3 separate regions of the Mus musculus genome follow, and regions 2 and 3 are each linked to region 1. A link is a loop called in an ENCODE intact Hi-C map of the cell type or tissue named here. Cell type or tissue: left cerebral cortex. All regions are shown on one strand.

The links. Hi-C counts contacts between places; a loop is a spot of excess contacts. Peaks named below come from ENCODE experiments on the same cell type or tissue, not always from the same donor. Only the 100,000 strongest peaks of a DNase experiment are listed, where the experiment ranks them.
Region 2: it touches region 1 in a loop (3-fold over the local background); 5 of 42 quality-filtered maps call a loop at or near these places.
Region 3: it touches region 1 in a loop (2.4-fold over the local background); 5 of 42 quality-filtered maps call a loop at or near these places.

Annotation. Positions count from the first base shown.
Region 1 is chr11:118,906,347-118,908,846 of GRCm38, forward strand. All of the region lies in intron 1 of Rbfox3 (RNA binding protein, fox-1 homolog (C. elegans) 3), which reads right to left. Among named protein-coding and RNA genes, the nearest start is that of Rbfox3, 2.0 kb to the right of the region's middle. In left cerebral cortex, a CTCF peak has its summit at 1,146; DNase peaks (open chromatin) are centred at 138, 971, 1,830 and 2,173; H3K4me3 peaks cover 2,500 bases; H3K27ac peaks cover 2,500 bases.
Region 2 is chr11:118,737,741-118,740,240 of GRCm38, forward strand. All of the region lies in intron 2 of Rbfox3 (RNA binding protein, fox-1 homolog (C. elegans) 3), which reads right to left. Among named protein-coding and RNA genes, the nearest start is that of Gm11750, 46 kb to the right of the region's middle. In left cerebral cortex, CTCF peaks have their summits at 265, 776 (motif pointing right), 1,337 (motif pointing left) and 2,445 (motif pointing left); DNase peaks (open chromatin) are centred at 800, 1,355, 1,915 and 2,409; H3K4me3 peaks cover 296 bases; H3K27ac peaks cover 1,531 bases.
Region 3 is chr11:118,855,053-118,857,552 of GRCm38, forward strand. All of the region lies in intron 1 of Rbfox3 (RNA binding protein, fox-1 homolog (C. elegans) 3), which reads right to left. Among named protein-coding and RNA genes, the nearest start is that of Rbfox3, 53 kb to the right of the region's middle. In left cerebral cortex, no CTCF peak of the experiment used is centred here; a DNase peak (open chromatin) is centred at 1,447; H3K27ac peaks cover 1,742 bases.

The sequences.
Region 1 (2,500 bases):
AGGGCCCCTCTAGCTTCTACACAGCAAGGGAGCAGGCAGGTACCAGGATGCCAGCTAGAAGGGCGCACAATGGAGACCAGACCCTGTTGAGCCAGCTCAGCTAAGACCAGGCACTACGAATTGCATCTTCTCTGCCAGCCTAGTCCATCTCCACACACCAAATAGCCCTTCCATCTCTCTTGCGTGGCTGCCACAAGACCACACACTGGGGAATGATGCCCAAGAGACCTCCTTACTGTAATTACCTCTGCTCTGGCCTGGACCTCCCTGACCCTGTTGGCATGGGGACTCCTCCTGTACCTTCCAAGCAGGATGAAGACTAATAAGCCCCGGATCTCAGTGTCCACAGGACACAAGACAGGCAGAGGTGGCAGAAGAGTGAAACGCTGCAGCTCGGCCCTAGCCCTGTCCTTGGTGCTGCCGCCCTCTGTGCGGCTGCGTGGCAGGTCAGCCTTTGCTCCTGACCAGCGTCTGTCTGGTCCCTGCTGAAGGGCAGTAAATTCACCCAGGCCTGCTGCGGCTCTGCCTGAGGTCGTGGAGCCTTTGCAGCGAAGGTGAAGGCACAGCATTGCTAGAGGCCCGATCTATAGGGACTTTCCTAGACTCTGGGCTCTTCCTATAGACCCAAGACTATCTGGTTGTTTGGGCCTCCGAGAAGGATGGTACAGAGTAATTGTCAGGGTTCTCTTTCATTAGTGAGAGTGGGAGGGCGGGCAGACAGTTGGAAACGTTGATCTATACCAGAAATCCTCAGGGCTTGGGGCAAACAGCCTGTATGACCTGGCCAACCCTCCCCTGGCACTCAGCTGCCTCCCTAGGAGCATCTAATGGGGTCTGATGCGCCCCGCTTCAGCTCTGCCTCACCTCCCTAGCCTCCTATGGGTTCCCCCATCTTCCCCTCTACAGCCCAGTGTTCCCAGAGCTCCAAGCCCAGCCGGGAAAGTAGGGGTTAAGCGCTGCTTCCCCGAGTGTGCAGTGCGCTTAGCTCCCACGCAGGGAGGCCTCTGGTCCCCGGGGAGGGCGGAGGCGGCAGCTCGATCCTCCCTCTGGGCCCAGGGGAGCTCCTCGCCCGCGGGGGACGAGGGGCTGGCTCTGAGAAGGCGCCCCCTGCCCCACATGCCCACCCTACAGCGGCCCTGACCACCTCGCCAGCGCCTCTCTTCCACCAGCAGGCGCCTTCTCTACAACTTTCTCCCTTCCCAGTAGTCGCTCACCTGGAGGGTCTGGTTTTAATTAGTGTAATATCCCCGTTACCAGCGCAGCCTGATTAAGACATCCGCCCTGATCCGCGATGCGCACTTAATGAGCTCAGTCTGCCATAATGTTTGTACTTTTTTTTTTCATTATTTTTTGCAGACCAGTAAAACCAAAGCTGATTTCTGCTGAAAGACCTCATTACCCGAGACCCTACTCCATTAGCCCCGTACCTGCTCTGGACCCTAGACTCCCCGATGCGCTCCCGAGGCGTCCCCAGCTTAGCCGGCGTTTGTGACAGAAAATTAACGACCCTGCGCGCACCAGAAGGCACTTCACCTCCAGCCGGAGGAGGAAGGGACTTGCCCAGAAGAAGAAAGGATCCCTCAGTCCCTGTCCATAGCTCCCACTGTGGGTGTCTCGCACATCGAGAGACTACTGGCGCCACCGGCGTCCTTTTTAAAAGTGACCATTAAATAATTAGAGTGCGTCTGAAAAGCAGAATCCAAAAGGGGGAGCGGGGATGTGGCTCGGCCATCCTGGACCCTCCTCACCTCGCAGCCCACACACACTAGCCGACGTCAGTGAGCTTCGTGAACAGCCAACCAACCCCCAATCTCATGCAAGACCCAAGATCCTGGGTCTGTTCCAGCTGTCTAATAGGGTCTCAATGCCCCCCCCCCGTGCTGGTCGCGTCTTGCTCCGGGTACAGACTGGGTGCGGGACCTGGGTGGCCAGGACACTGAAGGGCTGCATGCCAATGGATAGGGGCGAAGCTTCATCAGGGAGCTCCCAGAGGACCGCCGGCCTGAAGCCACCCCCTGACACCTTTCTCCTGAAGAAGACAGCCCCAGGAGAATCCCACCACCTCCCGGGGCCACAAGTCAGAAAGTTTGGGCTAGGGTTGTGCAGGCCACCTTAGCAAAGCTTTCCCAGCCGGGCTGTCCCAGCCCTGTAGCTGTGCCAAAGCGAGCAGTAACCTCCGATCCTTGCTCACGCCTCTGGGAAGACTCGGCCCCGAGCGCCCCCCAGCTCGCGGACTAGAGAGCCCTGTGCGCCACCCGCGCCTGTTCCACGCGTGCCGCTATGCTGAGGGCTCTGGTCCTCCCGAGAGAGCCGAGGAGGACCTCAGTCCTCCCACAACTCCTTGAGGTCATCAGTCAGTCCCCTCGGCCGGCTCTCCTCCTCCTGGACCCCAGCAGCCCTCCCGAGCCTGAGGATGGCGAGAGTCGCACGCCGTAGCGCATCAGGGTCGCCAGCCGTGCTTCCAGCCCTGCGGGTTGGGGCCGCCTCCCTGATGCGCCCC
Region 2 (2,500 bases), 170 kb before region 1:
AGACAGGGTCTTACTATGTAGCTCTCTCTCAGAATTCACTCTGAAGCCCAGGCTGGCTCAGACTCAGAGATCTGCCTGTGTCTACCTCCTGAATGGTAGGACTAAAGATGTATGTCTCTACACCAGGGTTCATGTGGGATTCTTAAAACACTCTTGCCTGGGCTGTGTGGTCGGGTGGTCTTGCTGCTACTTTCATTGGCCCGTCCTCTCTACCTGCTGCAGTGCCTGAGGGTAGAGAACTACCAAGGCTTTGCAGGGTACACTTGTCAGTTTGCCCTCTAGGGGCAATCCTTCCAGCATTGCCCCCTTTAACCAGCAGGGGCTAGCTCAGGGTGCACCCAGGCAATGGGGAGCTACAGGGTGTGTGTGTGTGTGTGTGTGTGTGTGTGTGAAGTGTTAGGAACCCCTGGAAAGAGAAGCTTCTCACGGGGAGGCATCTTCTCACTCAGATGCCAGGGTGAGACACCTCTTTTCTAGCATGGAGGGAGATTTTCAGACCTCATAATCTCCAGCCAATTACACTACCTGCTCCCCTCCTCTTCATGCTCCCAGTAGGCTCCTCCACGTCCCTTTGGTGGTCAGTGAAGGATGGGGGGGGCGGTGTGTGTGTGTGTGTGTGTGTGTGTGTGTGTGGCCTGTGACTCTTCTATCAGTTCCCCCCTTCATCTCTCAGACTGGCCCTGGTTGGTTTTCGTGGACGTCAGTCTTCAAATCTCCAGCCTTGATCTTTTACACTGCCTCCAGCCTAACATCCACATTCCCCAGCAGAGCCACTGGGTGGCGCCACAGCGCCCTCCTCTCACCCTCACCTCCTGACCCTGGGTAACAAGCTGTCTGGAAGAAATGCTGGAGGGGAAGAAAGGAAGCAATTTAGACCCAGCACACATGGACTAGGGCTCCGGCTCCTGTGACTGAGGGGGACCTGGAGGTGATTTAACTTTCTTGGGCCTCGGTTTCCTCTTGTTAATTATGATGTCATATATAGCCCCCTTGTATCATGTTAAGGTTCAAGTTTATAACCAGACTGCCAATAAGATAGCCATGCATGGTGCTGCTTTTAATCTGACTCTAACTGACCACACCGTGTGAGCTGACATAGGAATAGACACAAGGCTATACGCATGCCAATATACCGTGCTTGCATGTGAGTTGGAGTTGAGGAACATGGAGACACGTGACGATCATTATGCAAGTATTTGAGGTGCCACACCGTGCTGTGCATCTCAGATTCACGACCTGTAATAGAAGCCTGGCCTGACCAGCTCTGGGCTTTGGATTCCTGGATCCCAAGCTCTTTTGCAGCAGTTTGCAGAGGATGTCTGCTGCCCCCTGGTGGAAGATTCTTTGCATAGCAGTGCTCCCATCAAGGCCGCTGAGGAGCAGGCTTCCCGCTTGCTGCCTCTGATTTTCACCTCAGTCTGCAACAGCAGTTGTTGTGAGTCGTGGCAATCCTTGTCAGGACAGGATGAGAGTTTGGCCGAGATAAATGGGACATGGACACTCCATCACGTCATTTCTCCCACCCCCTTAAGAGCAGCTGTTGGCCAGTCAGTGCTCAGTGGGCAGCGGCTGTCAAAGCTCTGCTTATGGCTTAGCAGCTGAAGAGGTTGCTATTCCCACTCTGCACCCTGATCTTGACCCTGGGCGCGGCATTTAACCCTCAGACCATCACAGGGCTGCGACCACATTGAAGCAATCGCTGTTCTTATTCTTAAACTGAGCCCAGGACCCCACTCCCTGCGGGTACCTGGACCCATGAACCAGCTGGTGTTTTGTGGCTAGCAGCCAGGCTAATCTTCCCATCACTTCTGCTGGGATACAGTCGGACTAACCTTCCCATCCATTTCAGGGCAGGGACTGCCATGTGACTTGCTTTGGCCAATGACGTGGCAGTGGGCGTGTTCTACTTCTAAGGGAAGTTTGCAGAACCAGAAAGCGGGGTGAACACTTTCCTCTGCCTACCAGCTGCCAGGCGTTTGCTTTATGAGCTTGGGCACTGGAGTGTGGTCACAGCGGGCCAGATTGAGGCCAGCAATCCACAGTGCCATGAGCCAGATATGAGCTAAGCTTATGGAACTTATTTGGAGTTGTTAGTGAGCACATCAGGGGACCTGCTGACGGATCCTTTACCCAGCTTCTCCGAGTAAAACCCAGTTCCTTCTCACAAACATAAACTTATTATATAATGTGCACCGCATCTGATGTGAGCAGCAGAAAAAATTAACAAGTCCAAGGTACTTTCCTGTGAACACTTGGAATCTCTAATGAGACGGATTTGGGGTTCGTAGTTACATGGTAACAGTAAAGGAGACTGGGGTCACTCCTCCTGCAATGCCCCCACTCCTACTTCTGTTCAACTTGTTTCTTAGAAGACCAAAGATGAGTCATGTCAAGAAGGGAACTGAGCCAGCAGTGCAGTTGCACGGTACACAACGCCACCTGGTGGTATTAACTGGCACAGACTGGTGCCCAGACAGCTGGCAGGGTCAGAATTGCCTGC
Region 3 (2,500 bases), 51 kb before region 1:
TTCAGTAGACCTAGAGCCCCATCCTGCGATGCTCTTGGGAGCCAGGAACTTTGACCCAAGCTGCCTCCTGTCCTCTGCTCCCACTGAGATTCTATTATCTCCTTGGCCACAGTCCATCATGGCTAAGACCAAAAAAGAGAAGAGGTCCTATGTTTCTGGGAATTGTCCCCACACAATGCTCTGAAGGGTGTCACACAGAGGCTGCGGCCTCTGGCCTCCTGGGTCCTTCACTCTGCCTCCTGTCAGACCAAACAAATCATTCCTCCACCACCTCCTGGCCTCCCTTCTGAATGTCTGCTGTGTCTTCTGAGATAAACTGGGTTTAGGTCCACCTTCATTCAGTACAAACTCACGTTAACCTGACTACATCTGAAAAGACCATTTCCGAATAAGACCCGTCCATGGAGAGGCTGGTTAGAGACACATAGAGACACATGGTGACCCACCACATCAGGTCTTTCCTGGAATGTCCAGGAAGGATGGTATCCCCTCTTCTCCCGAGCAATGCTAGCCAGCAACAGACTGTCTCTGCCCATTCCCCGGAAGACATGTGTCTACTTTCTACTCTGTAACTTTCCATCTGTCCTTAGCTCCTCCCACCTCAAAGTCACAGTCAGGATAGGACAACCTGATGACCACATCCACAAGCACATGGGGCAGGAGGGCAAGTGTGGAGATTATTCTTACAGCAGCATTAGCACCGCCACAAAACACAGGTTCCTGGGTCACATGCTGTTTCTTCAGGTCCAGAAAGTTCAGGGTAAGATCAGCAGGCAAAGATAGGCCTGTAGGATCTCTGGCTATGATTCTCATGAGGTTCCAAAAGTCACTCCCGTGAGTTCAGATCTATGCCCCAAGATCACGAGATGGCCTTGATCACACTGGCTAGAAACAATTCCTACCCTGTGTCAAATAAAATATGACTGTCCCCTATATGTAAAGAGCACCCTGAAATAAATAAGACTCTGTAGAAACAGATTATGCAAATAACCGCTTCTACAAAAATCCAAGTGGTAAAAAAAAAAAAAAAAAATGCAAACGACGCTGAGCGTTCCCAGAGCTGGGCATATGTAAGTTAAAGGGTGAGGTGGTTTCTACACTTCGCCTGAGAAATGTCTTGCAAAGGTATAATACCTGATGTCGGTAGCTATAGATAGAGGATCCCCCGACGTGCAGAGATGTCTATAAATATCCTTGACTTTTTCTAAATAATCCAGGTGTCATTTTAAATGAAAACTTAAGGAATGCAGATCCCCTGCCCTGGCAATCTACTCTGAGGATTTTCTCTAAGAAAGCTGAAAGTGCCAGAGAACACACAATGCCTGACACTGTATATGCGCTGGTTGTAAAGAGGGCACTTCCCACCAGGAAACGGACGGGGGGAGTTACGTTTGTGGTGGGAGGAAGAGAGGCTCTTGATTACAGTCCTGTTATAAGACTCAGTGAGGTGAACACATGATGACTTATTCCTGTGGTTGAACTTGGTGATGACTAAGGAGCTGTGCCGACAACTTGGCCAGTAAAGAGTTTGCTGTGCAAGCCCGAGGGCCCAAGTTCAGATCCCTGGCAACATGTGAAAAGCTAAGGTCTAAGCCTAGTGCTGGGGAAGCAGAGACAGAGCCCTAGGGCTTGCTAGCTAGTCAGGCTCACGGACTTGGCAAGCTCCATGGTCTCTGGAGAGAGGCTCTGACTTGGAGGTTAGGGTAGAGGGTGGAGAGGCTGAGCAGATGGCTCAGGGGGCAGCGGCTGCTCTTGTAGAGGACCTGAGTTTGGTTCCTAGTGCTACTGACATCAGGCAACTTACAGCCACCTGTAACACTTCAGCTCTGGGCATCTGACACCCACTTCTGGCCTTCCTGGGTACCTAAGTATTCACACACACACACACACACACACACACACGCGCGAACTGATTACAAAATGAGCTCTCTCTCTCTCTCTCTCAAGTAGACACAGCTGTTTCAGTGAATGGACACACTGATGCCTTTATACTTGAACTTAGAAAAAATAACAAGGGTGGTGTGTTGTTTTGTGTGTGCCCCATGCAAACTTTATCACCCATTGATATACAACAACAACAAAATCTCTTCATTGCTCATCTGAAGTTTAAGTAGCTCTCCCCACCTCATACACTCACCCCTAGTCATTCAGTCCCAGGGAAAAGAGCCACATAGTCCCCACAGCTCTGGTTCTCGCCTGTCTTGTCCTGCTTCTACCCAGTGTGCCCGCTGTCCCTAGCATTATCCTGGTAGGTCACTTACGTCTGCTCGCCCGCCCTAGAATGTCTAAGTGGATCCCTGTGGACCGGGCCTGCAACCCCAAAGCACTCGTGTCCAGCATGGTTATGGCTTAAACTTTGGACCTTTCTGATGTTCTGACCCCAGGAATTGTGGGGTATGTGCGAGCAAAATGGCTCCTTATCTTTAAGGCTTGTAGCACCGGTTTGCCTCTCAGGGCTAGGTGGAGCACCCCACTTCCTTAGCTCATGTTGGGATCTCAC